2 separate regions of the Mus musculus genome follow, and region 2 is linked to region 1. The links are chromatin contacts, found by POLR2A ChIA-PET in ENCODE. All regions are on one chromosome and are shown on one strand. The core of a region is the stretch at or near the end of the contact, and the rest is flanking DNA. Distances in the headings are between cores, read along the strand shown.

The links. ChIA-PET counts read pairs that join two places held with the same protein, here RNA polymerase II (POLR2A).
Region 2: POLR2A ChIA-PET joins it to region 1 with 29 read pairs in embryonic stem cell. The contact joins the promoter of Get4 here to the promoter of Pdgfa in region 1. POLR2A ChIA-PET finds 5 or more read pairs at or near these places in 3 of 5 experiments (Patski and embryonic stem cell).

Annotation. Positions count from the first base shown.
Region 1 is chr5:138,992,438-138,999,461 of GRCm38, forward strand. It overlaps Pdgfa (platelet derived growth factor, alpha), which reads right to left and starts at 2,507. Exons shown (of 6, transcript NM_008808.4): 1 at 2,272-2,507; 2 at 851-947. The coding sequence starts at 2,334.
Region 2 is chr5:139,248,395-139,255,391 of GRCm38, forward strand. It overlaps Get4 (golgi to ER traffic protein 4), which reads left to right and starts at 3,930. Exons shown (of 9, transcript NM_026269.2): 1 at 3,930-4,225. The coding sequence starts at 4,071. Sun1 (Sad1 and UNC84 domain containing 1) reads left to right here. Exons shown (of 23, transcript NM_024451.2): 23 at 24-1,445. The coding sequence ends at 137.

The DNA of each region.
Region 1 (7,024 bases), core at 1,257-3,756:
TCCTCCTGACAAACTCACTGGGGCCTTTTTATTTCTTTTTAAGCTGGTAAATTTTATCCCAGTGTGTCAAAAACAAAAACAAAAAAACAGGCTAAGTGTTCATTTTGAAAAGGTTATCACAAAAGACAGGAGGAGACCACGTCCTCCCCGCACAGAGGCTGCCTCTCCCATCCCCATCGCGCCCATTTATTTTAGCCCTTGTCATCCGAGTCTAATACAACCCTACATTTACAAATTGTTTTCTACAGTGGCTTGGCTCTGGCCCGAGGCGGGAAGCCCCCAAAATAGCCCCAAGCGTCCGTGTACTAGGCGCGCCTTTTTACAGGATGGTGTGGAGAAAAAAACATCGGCCTCCTGCGCCCACCTATGGGACCCAGCCCCAGGCGATCAAGGCACCAGGGAGTGGAGTTTACAAAAGGCCCGGACCGACCAGCTCCTCAAGCACTCTGGGGGCCCTGGCCAGGAGAAGACTAGCCACAGCCACGCTCCCTCCGGGCCGGCTCCCGCGCTCCCGGGCCAGAAGCAGCTGTTGACCCGCATACCTGGCAGTTTTCGGCACACTCTAAAACTGAACTTTCAGTGACACACCCGCTGCGTTTCACTTAAAACAACCCCTGGGTGAGCGAAGCAACCCTCCGCTGCCGCTGGGAGAGAAAGTGGCAACTACAAGAGAAACGCCTGACTCATACGCCTGGGCGTTTATGGCCGGCGAGTGGAGTCTGACCTTTCGGTGCGCTCCTGCGCAGCGCCCGGCCCGGCGGAGCGCGCAGGGTACGGTTCCTCGCGCAGCCGGCCCGCCCCGCCGCCCGCGCCCTCCTCTCAGCCAGGGCAGGGCAGGGGCGCGATTTACCTACGGAGTCTATCTCCAAGAGTCGCTGGAGGTCCCGGATGCTGTGGATCTGACTTCGAGCCAGCCGCTCGATCAACTCCCGGGGTATCTCGGCTTCCTGCAAGCAGACCACACCGTCAGGACGCGCCCAAGGGTTCCAGCCCAGCCCCAGGGGCCACACAGCCCGGCCGGACCCTCGTTAGGCCCTAGAGCCAGAGGATCGGCTGGGGCTAGATGGGACCCCCTAAATCCTCCACACTGTTCCTATCTGTCTGACCTTGATAAAAATACCCCAACAATGCCTTGACATGTTCAGACAAAAATCACCCGCGCTCTGGCCTCCCCAGGGTGTCTGGGGGCAGCCAGGGGCCCGAAGAGTTTCTGGTTTAATAGCTAAATCCACATGTAGAAACAGAGAGGGTCGAAATGCGTCACGCATCCACGACTGGAGTCACAGCAGCCTCAACACTTTAATCTAGCCGAAGGGTTCAATTTCACTCCGGGAATCCTGAGCTGAGCCCGCAGGGGAGAGGGTCTTCCCTCTCCCCCCACCCCACCCCCTACAAGCACGCGCGCCGGGTCGCCCCACCCGGCTCAGGCCCAGTCACGGCCCTAGCGCCGACTAGGACGCCCAAATCCATCGGGGCTTAGAGAGGCTGCAGGGAACGCAAGGGGTTAAATATCCACCTCGCGCCTCTCCGGTCCCTGCCCAGACCACCCCCACCGTTCAGCCTCCCCCACTCTCCGTCCCGGTTTTTAAAAGGGAGTCAGGGTCGCTGGAGGACTCAACCACGAAGTTCCCACGACAGGGGCTGTGGAAAGTCATTCATCACGGCAAAGCTCCCGGGGAATGGGGGTGGGGGGGAGGGTGGCGGTGGGAGGGCGCGGGCGCCTGGCCCGGCCCCAGCTGCCTCGTTCAGCCACCTGTAAGCAGGCCTGGGCGGGCGGAGACTGCTCCAGCCCTGCGTCGGACTGGGTTTGGGGACCGAGAACTGGGGACTGCGGCTGGGCGCTGCCCACCCTTCCCAGTCCCAGGCTACGGCCGCACCCTCCTCTACCTGCTTACTGCCCGCCCTAGTCCCCTCCCAGAGCACGGTCAGTTTACACACACCCCCTTTCCCGCTTCCCGCACCCCGTTACTGCATTGTCCGCTGCGTTTGGGCTGCCCCTTCTGGAAAGGCACCCACAGCCCCCCGAAGTTTCTACCCACGGGTTCACCTCGCGGCTCCCCCGTCCCCCTCCAAGGCGGAGCGACGCAACGCGCTGGAAACTCACCAGACACACTTGGGCATGGCAGAAAATAGAACCCAGTTGGGATTAAAAAAAAAATTACACCACCCTGACAAAACCAAAATGCTCTTTGCAGAGCTTGAAACAGGTAGCCGAGAGGGGCGTGCGCCGAGGGAGCCGAGAGGGGACAGAGGCGCGGGGGTGGCACCCACCTCGGCCAGGGCATGGGCGAGGTATCCGCAGCCGAGGAGCAGCAGGCAAGCCCAGGTCCTCATCGCGTCCCGAGGCGCTGGAAGCTCGGCAGGGAGGCGAGGCCGCGGGGCGGGCGCTCCAGCCGGGCTCCTGTGGCGGCGAAATTCAGTACCATCCCTCAGGGAGCGCGGCCCGGAGGAGGGTGGCGCGGAGAGCAGGGAGCCTGCGGAGCGCGCTCGGCGCGAGCAGCGAGTGCAAAGCCAGCGAGGAGGAGGAGGAGGAACAGAGTCGCTCCGGGAGCCTCCTGGGCCGCCGGGTAGGGGGTGGGGACGGAAGGGGCGGAGGGCGGGGGCTGGGCTTCTTCCTTGGTGCGTTCCCCGTGCTGGCCGCCGCCGCGCTCGCTCCCCGTCGCTGGCTTTAGGAGCGACCCGGCCGGTAAATCCGCATATTTGCTGCCGTCAGCCCCGGGAGGGGACCGCGGAGCGTGGCTGCAGCTCCCGCCGCACCACCGATCACCTGTCTGGACTCTCGGCCCGGTACCAGCTACCGCCTCGCCTCTCCCTGAGGGCTCCGGGCAGTCCGGAGAGCCTGTCCCCGGGCCTTCCTCTCGCCGCTGCCGCCCCGGGCCGGGCACGGCGCGGCCCAGCACGGCGCGGCCCGGCGGCCTGCGTGCGCCCCTCCGCGGCGCGCCCTCGGCTACGGCGCGGCGCTCCGCCCTCCGCCCGCCGGGGCCGGGCAGCTCCCGCGGCCGCGCCGCCTGGCAGCAGCCTACCCGCCCGGGGCCTCGCTACGCCGCCCGCGCGGGCCGGAGGGCGGGCGGAGGGCCGAGCTGGCGCCGCTGCCGCCGCAGCAGCAGCCGCGGGAAGACCAGAGGAGGAGGTGGAGAAGAAGGCGCAGGCAGGCCGGGCTCCAGGAGTTGAGCGGGCTCCGCAGGACGCGCGTGTGGAGCCGGCCGGCGACAGGGAGGGGGTTATAGCGCCGCCACCGCGCCCCTCCCCCTCCCCCGCCCCCCGCCTCCCCCGGATTCCGGGCCCGGGACCCGCACCTCGGAAGCGCTCAGGGGTCTCGCGGGCCAGATCGGGCCCGGCCGCCACCGCCACTGCAGTGGCCACACACGCGCTCACGCAGGCAGCTACATCCATCCAAGCTCGGCGCCCGCGGCTCGGAGCCCACAGGCGCCCGGGCTCCCGGAGCGCCCCTCCCTCGAGCTTGCCCACCCTTCAGTGCCAGCTGCAATCCTGCGGCACCGGGCGGGGAGGGGAGGAGGCCGCTGCAGAAGCACGGCCGTCTCTGGCTCGCCTCTCTCTCGGGCCCCAGCGGCAGTAAAGGGCAGCGCCCAGAGCTGCTGCGCCAAAAAGGGCATGAGAGTCGGCTTGGCCCCCGCCCGGCGCTCGGGCCGCTTCCCACTGTAAGGATCCAGTGCTCCAGCCTTCCCCTCTCCATAAAAGGAGGGGGAGTGAGTCTTTGCGGAGAGGCGGGGCGGGTTTAGGGGCGCGTCTAGGGCACTCACCTGACGGCTGCCACGCGCCCGCGCCCCAGAGCCAAAGCCTGGGACACCTGATTGAGGAACTTGCACTCTTGTGTGGAGGTGGAAGCGAGGCTAGGGTCGGGGAGGAGGCTGCCTCCTGCCTCATCGCCACCTTGACACCCTGCACCCTCCAGATCCTTAGCCCCTGGCCGAAGGCCTAGCCGAACCCTGAATGGGGAGCTGGAGGGATAGAAGGAAAGATAGAAAAGAAGCGGCTGGTGAGGAACTCCTGGGTTCTACCTTGGGATCCAAGGCAGCGCAGAGCGCCACCTCCGGCCAAGGCACAGTACAGACGGGTGGCGGGGAAGGCACATGCGGACAGAAGTCTGATCAGGGCTGGACGGTTCTCCCATTGAGAGAGATGGATTCCTGGTGGGATGTGACCCGACGGCAAGGCCAGTCCTGTCAGCTCCTTAACTCGGGTTAGAGGATTGTGGACCTTTCAAATCCCAAAGTTAGCCTCCTAGGGCTCTGGAGACTATGGAGGGCTCCAAGGGTAGGGATGCAACTGGATACAGCCTGTCCAGTTCACTCCCTTTCATGTGAATTAACCCGTGCACCCAGCCCGGGTCCAATCCCCCACCAATCTTCTTTGTCCCCAGACAAAGGCGCAGCCGGGCAGGAGCCTTTCATCCCCAGCTTCCCGGGTTCCTGCATTTCAAAGGCTGAGCTGGAAGGGCCCAACACGGGCGGCTCACCTAGCTCCAAATACCTGGTGGGCGTGGGGGGAGGGGGTAGCTGAAGATCTTTGGAGCCCAAATCTACAGACTTCCTTAGGCCTGTAGGCCCCATCACCACGCCCCAGCCCTAACACCTCGGGATGCTCAGGAGATAAGAGGACACCCTCTCTTGGCCTAAAGAGGGAGTATGGAAAACGTTGAGAAGCGCCCCACCTCGAGGTCTTCGAAAGCCCAGGCCTTGTCCGTACTGGTGAAACTTTATGCTGCTCTGAAGAGGATGACTTCTGGTGGCGACTGCCAGGACCACTCTAGACCTGAGTCGAGTTCCTCACCGTTTTATCCCGATTGTTCTGCGCGGCCTGTCCCGCCAAGCCCTCGGCCTTCTCACAGGCAGAGAGCACCAAAGGACACCTTTTTGCGGTTCGACGACCCGGTGTGACGGTGGATGTGAGAATCCAGGAAGAAGATCCGGTTGCATTGCTGGGATGCCGCGCCTGTCCGGCCACCACCTCCGCATGGAGGCTGCGGGTTCCTGGGGACCCCACCTAGTTCGGTGCTTCTCTCTCCCTTTACTCTCTTGGCGCAGCAGGGACGCCCAGCTGGAAATCAAAGCCGGGCGGGAGGGATTCTGAAGACGCTAGGGGACATCAGGGACCAGAATGAGGCTAGGCCTGGATTCATCGCCCGGGACGCGGGAGCCACGGGGAGCTGGGCGCAGGCACTGCTCTAATCGCCGACCGCTATTAAAAATAAAACCGCGACCCGTCGTCATAGCGACCGCAACAACAGCGGCCGCGCGAGGGTGGTAAGAGCTTGTGCAGCCCGGCGCCAGCCGCCTGAGGGGACTGGGGCACGGGCCCTAAAGCTTACAAGGTACTCTGGTGTGAGACAACGACCCCTACCCCCACCCCCACAGCCGACCCCCGACCCCCACTGTTCCTCCTGGTTCTCGCTAGACTCTTGGTCTCTGAAAACTGGAACTGGCTAAGTCATGAGGTCAAGAGCCTAAAGGACCCGCCGGCTCAAACTACCCCCCACCCCCACCCTATGCCTCGGCTTCCCTTGGGACCCGTGACAGTCCTCATTTTAGCCTCTGGAGAAGGGGTTGAGTGAGGGGGTGAGGTTCAGGTGTCAGGCCTCCAAAGAACACCAAGAGACCAAGCCGAGCTGGAGGGGTTGCATGCGCTCGAGGCCACCGCACCTGTCCCGCCCGCGCCTCCGTGATCCTTTCTGGTGGGAGAGATCACGTGCTTCCTTCTGGCTGGGATTCGAGTTTCACTTCCAGCCGCTATTAGGCGGTTCACTCGGTTCACTGCAAACATTTGATAATGAGGCTAAATATACTTTAGAGTCGGAGGAGGTGTGGGCGGCTGCTGCCCTAGCCTGTAGGTGCGTCGCTCCAGGCTCCATGGGGCATCCCCGCCCCAGCAGCTGAGAACAATCCCCCAAGTCGGATTCGAGAGAAAGACCCGCACCCACCCATTCCCCCCAAAATCCAGTCCTAACTAGGAGCATCTTAGGGACTGTGGGCGCCTGAGGTCAGCTGGAGGGTCCCTGGAGGAAGTAGGCGGTAAGCAGCCGGGAGCTTAGAAAGGTGGGGAGAGGAACCAGACAGTGCACCTGGCGGTGACCAGAGATGTCCGGTCGCCCCCAGAACAGATGCTTCCGTCCTGTCTCCAGTGCCCCCGGCACAGTGCGACATATCCTCCCGCCCATAATTAAAGTGTCAAGTGTTTCAAATAGCTCAAGAGAGGGAGTGCGCAGCTGGGGTGACCAGGTAGCATCTAACCCTTGTTGGTACCCTCTCAACCCAAGACCCAGACTTTACAGAGAAGCTTTGAAAGGAGGGAGACCATCCAATTTGCTCATCATTTTAAACGTAAAGCACACCTTTTCACCAAAGACTCATCCACCTAGCTAGTGCCCTTCAACTGCTTGGAACTCAATTATCCGTGCTCAATTATTGCAGCCATTGTTACTCATCAGCTGCAAGGACCGATACTGAGCTCTGATACCGATGCCGGTCTTTTGCCCTGTAAAATAATTTCAAACAGCCACCCTGAGGCAAAGGGACTTAGACCCCCTTCCCAATGATAGAGCAAGGTGAGACTGGGTCCCAGGCACTGAGTGCCTCATCCCCTGGGAGATCCAAGAATATGGAGTGGCCCAGGTTGCTTTTGTATTAGGCAAGTGTGTGAAGGCAATATAAATGGGTAGCTCCAGGACTGCACACCGCACCACTTGCCACACCCCCCTGGAAGGTCTCCCTGCTCTTTGCTGCTTAACTTTGGTCTTGTGTGCTCTGTCCCTGGCTTGCCCTGAATTCCGTTCCTTTATCTGGAAAAATAACCAAAGTGGAAGTCGGTGCTGCGCCCCTGCAGGTGGTCTCTACCCCCAGCAGTCCCCAGCAACCCACTGGACCCTCTCTGTAAGGGTGGGGCCATCTGGGCCCCAGGCTTCCAGGCTCTGCCAGAGCCATCCCAGAACAATTTGTAGTGTTGAAACACCAGTTTCCCTTTATCTCTGGGCAAAGCTTTCTTGGTTCTGGGCAATTAACCCAAATGG
Region 2 (6,997 bases), core at 2,680-5,179, 260 kb after region 1:
ATAACTTATTCTCTTAACTTCAGGAAAGACCTGACCAAGCCTTCCAGATAGTAGAGCTCCGGGTCCTGTCCAACTGGGGCCACCCTGAGTACACTTGCCTCTACCGGTTCCGAGTCCACGGAGAGCCCATCCAGTAGAGCACTCCAGCCATGTACATGTCTGTATATACCAAGACGCCATAACACTGGAACTCATTGAGAAAGAGAGCACGTGAGCATAGGAACTTGTCAGCCACCCTTCAATAAATGTGCTGTGGTCCTGAGGACGTGCTGAGTCCTCTGAGGCTGTGCGTGTGTTCTCAAAGCCCAAAAGCCGGGGAGGCTTTTTTAATTCATTTGAATGTATGATTCTCGGACACTCCTTTTGACTTAGGGATTTGCTTGAATGCATAAAGTCAAGAAGCAGATAGGCTGGCAGGTTTCCAGGCTCCTGACATAAAGGCTGAGAGCTCTGCATTGGCCATCCTCTGGATGTCAAGAAGGCAAAGTCCCATCTGCTAAACCCACGTTTCTTTCAGGGAAAACTGTTGCTCTGTCTTCAGTCTGACCCCTTCCAGGTTCCCTGGTGGGGAGAGGCTATGTCATAGACTGTCTGCTTTGAGCTGGGACTCCTCTGATTCCCCAGGGGAGTAGATCGGGCTTTGCAGAAGAGCAGTGGGGTGTGCACACCATGAATGGTGCTCTTGGGTCTCAGCCAGGCCGTTCCTGGCAGATCACAGAATGGACAGGAACCTTGAGAAGGGATGCTCTGCTGTCCTTGAGCTATGAGTCTCTGCTGAAGGGGGAACACTAAGGTGGTGCTAGTGGCTGCCACTCTTGGTCTTTATCACAGCAGCATTCTGTGCTGCCCTTGGGTTTGCCTCTACACCATTATCAGCCCTTCTCACTGATTCAAATTTGGGTATATTTAATATTTAGACTTTTGTGAGTAGACTTTATAACTGATACATCATCTGGACACTTAAAAGTGTTTAGATGTCTTACCTAAAGAATTGTTAAGTTTCATTGGTTAGACAGCCTTGGCAGAATACAAAGCTCACCTGCTGGGGCTCAGAGTTCTGGGATTTCTCGCATGTTGCAAGCAGCCCTTAAGACAGTGGCCCAAAGCACATCCCACTCCATAGGGTTAGAGCCACTGCCTGTGTGGCCAGGTTGTGTGGGATGCACACATTTTGCATACTCAAGGTTACATGCAGAAGTCAGAATTTCCTATATTAAACTAAATTGGGGAATTGGGGGTGGAGATATTTCAAATATTTATTTTTAAAGATGCAAGATAGGACTTTGTGCAATGTATTTTTGTAAATGCTTTTCAAAACACTTGTCTTTGGTAGTGCTTCTACTGCCACTAAATTAAGATGCTATTGAGATGTTTAAATAAAAGAGTTAATTTTTAAAAGTGCATGTGCGATTTCAAGTGATTAATAAAAGTGTGTATTTCTTTTCTTGGCTTGTCTTATCTCTGCCCATGTGAATGGGAGGGATTGCTAGGTTGTGTGCTTGAAGAGTTCCTGCTAAGTCCTGCAGGCACTGCCACTGTCACTCAAGCCTCCGCCAGCCTCTTCCTGCTTAGAGGAATCCGCTCAGAGACATTCCAGTCAGGCTCAAAGGAAGTGGGCCCAGAGGCTTTGGGTCTGGATGTGGTCACAAGGCCCTGAGCTCAGCTTCCAGAGCCAGAGCACCTTTCTACTACAGCCTGCCGAATATATTTTTGGAGCATTTTTCATACCTTTTAACAGCTCTGGTTCCTACCATGTATACAGAAGTGTCACGTTGATTTAAGCATCCTCAGTTCATAGGCTTTCCTTTACTTTTTTTCCCTCTCACCCTAAGACAAGGTTTCTCTGTTTAACCCTGGCTCTTATATCTTAGAACTCACTCTGTAGACCAGGCTGGACTCGACGTCCAATCTGCTTGCCTCTGCCTGAGTGCTGAGCCCACACCATGCAGCTGTTTCTCTGTCTCTTTCTCTCTCTCTCTTTTTAAAGATTAATTTTATGTATATGAGTACACTGTAGCTGTCTTTAGACACACCAAAAGAGGGCATCAGATCCCATTACAGAAAGTTGTGAGTCACCATGTGGTTGCTGGGAATTGGACTCAAGACCTCTGGGAGAGCAGTAGGTGCTCTTAACCACTGAGCCATCTTTCCAGCCCCTAGCTGTTTCTGTTTTAAAGAGAAGCCTGTTACTAGGGCTTTGCTCTCTTGAGGACCTGCTAAACATCTTGAGAGAATTCCAGCCAGGAGGGTAGTGCTCACCTTTAATCCCAGCACTCAGGAGGCAAAGGCAGGTGGACCACTGTAAGTTCAAGACTAGACTGTTCTACATAGCAAGTTGCAGAACACTCAAACAGAGCAATATAATAGGCCCTATCTAGGAGGGGAAAAAGTTCCAAAAAGAATTTATGACAAACTGTACTACACTGTCCCATCCAGACAAGTCATCCCCTGGTCGGACACTCATGCAGCATGAATCACTTGCCCCTTTGTTACTAGGTGTCTGGATCATCAGGTAGAATGCTGTATCCAAGTGGTCCTTCCTTATGTGGTAGTGCCCACAGAGCATCATCCCTCTTCACAGAAGGGTGAGCACGGTACTGTCAGAGTGTTGGGAACCAGCAAAAGACATTTATTCTAAGTACTACCATCTTGTTTTCAGGCTCCATTTAATCATATCAAGAAACCAAGCTCCCAGGCCCTAGGGGAGCTAGGGACTTCCCAATAGCTTACTTTGAACAGCTTCTGTTGTAAGGAAATAGTTGTCTTGAGTCCAGACATCTCGAGGACAACTTCATCTTGCTGGCAGGGTCAAACTAATGTTTATGTTTCCAGGCCTAGGAACCAACCTATCCTGATACAGTGGGAACGCCCTTGTCCAACCCCTTACGACGGATTATGATTAGACAGTGCTACAGCCTGCCCACCCACCTCCCCCTTTCTCTATATTTTCATCCTTTAGGCTGTACAGTATTCCCTCAGGGTTTTACTTCAGCTTCATCTGCTCTGCGGCCCTGACCAATAGCGGCTTGATTACCTGCGTTGACCTGGTGTCTTGAGTTATGTTGGTTTTAGGTTGGATTTAAGCGGACCCCACAGCAAGAGATCATGTTTACAGACTCCTTAATCTGTTACCATGCTTTCTGCTTGCACATGGGTGTGGTGCAGAAAATGCTAGTCCAGCTGGCCCGGGTGCAGGCATAAAAAGTAGGTAAGTTGAGGCAGGAGAGTCACAAGTTCAAGGGCCAGAGTAAATGGAAGGCTGAGAGTGTGTAGCTGACAGAAATGAACGCCCTGAACTTCATCTCCAGCATCCAAACTCATTATTTAAGGATATGTGTAGGGTTTTGTAACCTGAGTTTTGGATGCTGTCAGAGGACAACTCTGACCCTGGCCAGCACCTCCCATCCTCCCCCAATTAATCATGACCTTCCTCCCTTCTCTGCTGTCACCTGCTCCAACCACAGCCAGGTCTTCTTGGAGACATTACAGGTTCTAGCCTGAGCATACTGCCCTGTCCCAGATGTCACTAAGGATGACTGCCACCTGGAGGGGCACTCCCCGGGCAGGTGTGAGACAGGTCAAAGCTTCTAAAATGTGTCTGGTTCATCCATGCGCTAAGGGTAACTTCAGGGGGCGCGCGAATAAGACGCCTCATCGCTGAGTCTTCTGCCTCAGTTTACTTGCGCAGCCTACGTGGCTGATTACATTGTGCAGTGATGACACTAAGCTGGGGACAGCTCAGCGTGTAGTCCCGCCCAAGACCTCGGTCCCGCCCACTCTCGCAAGACTACAAACAAGTTCCCGCGATAGTCTGAGAGCCCCACCCCGTCGGCTTTTCCTGGCCTGTGTTCTCAGGGTCCTTCTCAGACCCCCCCTCAGGGGCGTGTCCTCGCGCGGCTCCCGCGATCCCGGCAGGCTCCGCCTCGATCACGTGCGGCCCGCGGCGCGCCCGCCCTCGCACGGCTCCTCGCGGCCACCGTAGAAGGAGTGCGGCGGCCGCAGGGACGGAAGCCGGGAGGCGCCGCCGACCGCGCCTGCGACAGCGTCAGCTCTGCGCGGAACGCCGGCCCATGGCGGCGGCGGCGGCGATGGCAGAGCAGGAGGGCGCCCGCAACGGCGCCCGCAACCGCGGCGGCGTCCAGCGCGTGGAGGGCAAGCTGCGTGCTAGCGTCGAGAAGGGCGACTACTACGAGGCGCACCAGATGTACCGGACCCTCTTCTTCAGGTGGGCGCGGGTGGCGGCTTAGCGCCGAGGCCCCACCTCCGCTGTTGCTCATTGGCTGCGCTGCGGCGCCCCGCACCCTCATTGGTTTATGCGGCTGCCTGTCGCGGAGCAGAGCGGGGGCGGCGGGCTTGTACTACTCGGCAGGGCCTCCTCTTCTCTGCCTGGTTCCCCCTCCTCCTCTCTCGGCCTCGTCTTTCTGAGTCCCTGCCTTACTCTCAGAGCTGCCCTTCCCCCGTCCTTCCTTCCTTCCTTTTCCCAGGCCTCCTTCCCCAGCCAACTTCTTCTCAGGCCTCCCCTTCCCTGGACTCAGTTTTATCACTAGCCTCTCTCCTCTTCACTTAGGCCTCCTCCCTCTTACAGGCCTCTCTTCCCGCCACTCCTTCTCTATCACACCCTCTTCCTCGCCTGGCCTCCCTTTCTCTGAAGGCTTCCGCTGGTTGGCGAGTCCTGTTGTCAGAGTAGTCTCACCTAGTCCTCCCTTCTGTGGCCAGTGATTGGAATTGCACAGCCGGCTAAAGTGTGGTCAGATGCTGACACCGTGGGCCAGCCTGTGGCCATCTGTATTCCTGCCTCTGTGCATCTGCCAGCTGATAATTCCTACGTAGAACTTTATTCCTGACTACAGGACATCAGCATTTCTGCTCCATGTCCGTAGTGTGGGTTTGGCCCCTGTGCCCCTTAGACCTACTTTTCGTTTTAAAATACGTTTTGTTTTAGGGCAATTTTAGGCCTTCAGTAAAAGGAGTGGAAAGTGGTTATCTTGTACCAGTTGCACATTATCATCCACCCATTACTGTCACCTAGGGCCCACGTGCTGTGGAACTCCTCCTACAGTCACTCCCTCTAGCTTGATCTGAGCACGGTGTGTTCTGTGGGCTGGATAAAGCTGCCATGACAGTGGATGACACTGTACACAGTGGCCTCACTGCCTTGAAGCCCTGTTGGGGGCTGAAGAATCAGTGCTCTGGGAACCCTCTGGCTCGTGAGTGATACTTGTTTACATCTGAGGACAATTCCCACTTCCCACATGCCCAGATTGAGCCTGGCAAGTAGCCAGGTGGACATGGGAGGGAGGGGCATGGTTAAGGCCACACGCAGTAGTTAGCAAGCCATCAGGGACCAGCCTTGCAGTATTTCCCTCCGTAAGTGCTCAGTCCAGGGGGTTGGCAGGTGTGGGATGAGCCTTGGCGTCCTTGGTGTCAAAGACTTCCTGTTTTCTTTACCTATTGGGCGCCCTGGATTTGGAGCAGCGGGGTTTAGTCAGCTTATCGAAACATTAGCCCTTGCTCTAATCACAGGTTACCTGAAGGGCAGCCTTGTTGGGGAATTTTTCTGTAAACTAGACACTATAAATACAAACCAGTCTGGCGACATCTAGTTTCATCACAGTGTCCCTAGTGCCTTTAAAAACAAAAACTAAAACACTCTTAATTATATTAATTATATTGGGAAGGCACTTGCTGTATTCTTTAGATAAAAATCTGTAGCCACGTGTGGTGGCACACACCTTTAATCCCAACACTCAAGAGGCAAAGGCAAGCCGATCTCTTGTGAGTTGGAGGGCAGCCTGTTCTACAAAGTGAGGTCCAGGACAGCCAAGGCAGAGAAACCCTGTCTTTAAAAAATAAAGTTAATTTTTACATGTAGAAACAACTACATAATGATTGATAAAGTAACTGGTTTTTGGTTTTGTTTTGTCCTGTTGGGAATAGAGCCCAGGACATCTCACACGCTACACTCCCTTTTGTTTTTTTCCACTTAAAATTTTGAGGTGGTGTGCCTTCAGGTCTGACTCAGGCAGACCTAAATTCTTGATCATACAGGTTGAGCTTCCTAAGTAGCTAGGATGTCAAGCCTGTGTCATCAGGCCTGCTGAATGGTTGGTTTTTCCTCTGAGTTGAGCTGTCTATCACTGAATAGGATCAGCCAATTGGCCCAAGCAATTTTTGAGTGAAGAAACAAAGGATTAGACAGAGCTAACCCCTGGATTACAGGGGTTACTCTGTGTAGCAGGCCAGTCACTGTGTATACTTCTGCAGCACTCAGGGTACACCCTGGTGTCTTACATTTTTGTTTTATTTTACTGGAACTCACTCTGCAAACCATCCTGGCCTCAAATTCAGGTTTACCTGCTTTCGCCTCCCTGACACTAGAGTAAAGGCTTGCGCCCCTACTGCCCCCACTCATTGTTTTATTTAATCAACAAAAGTGAGATCCGGAGAGTAAGCGTGTCCTTGTTTTGAGTCAACCCTGCTGTGACTGAGGATGTTCTTGTTGGTGTTGTGTGACTAGAAGAGTTCCCTTGGTCACGGTGGACTAGGGATGGTGATGGGCAAGTTCCTCCTTGTAACTGTTTGAAGCCACGTGTTATCGGCATACAAAGAACTGACCAGCAAGAGGACTGGGGTGCAGTGTGCTCCAGGGACACAGCATTCCACCAGGGCCCAGTACTTGTTACAGAACTCAAGTAGACCTCAGCTTCTCTCAACACTGTAGGCCCCAGGAGTGCCTATAGAGCGCCACCTAGACTCAGGGTCGGTCCATGGGCAGGACTGCTGGACAGCATAGTACTCGCTCACGGCAGTCAGGACAGCTTGCAGGAGCCACTTTTCTTCTGTCATTTTGGATTGACTCTATTCATCAGACTGTCTTGGTGACAGCCACCCTTACCTACTAAGCTGTGTCAAATCACCAGCCCTGGCTTTTTATCTTCTTTGACTGGATAAGTGGTGTTTATGTATTTACAGTGAATATCTTCATACGGTTTTTACT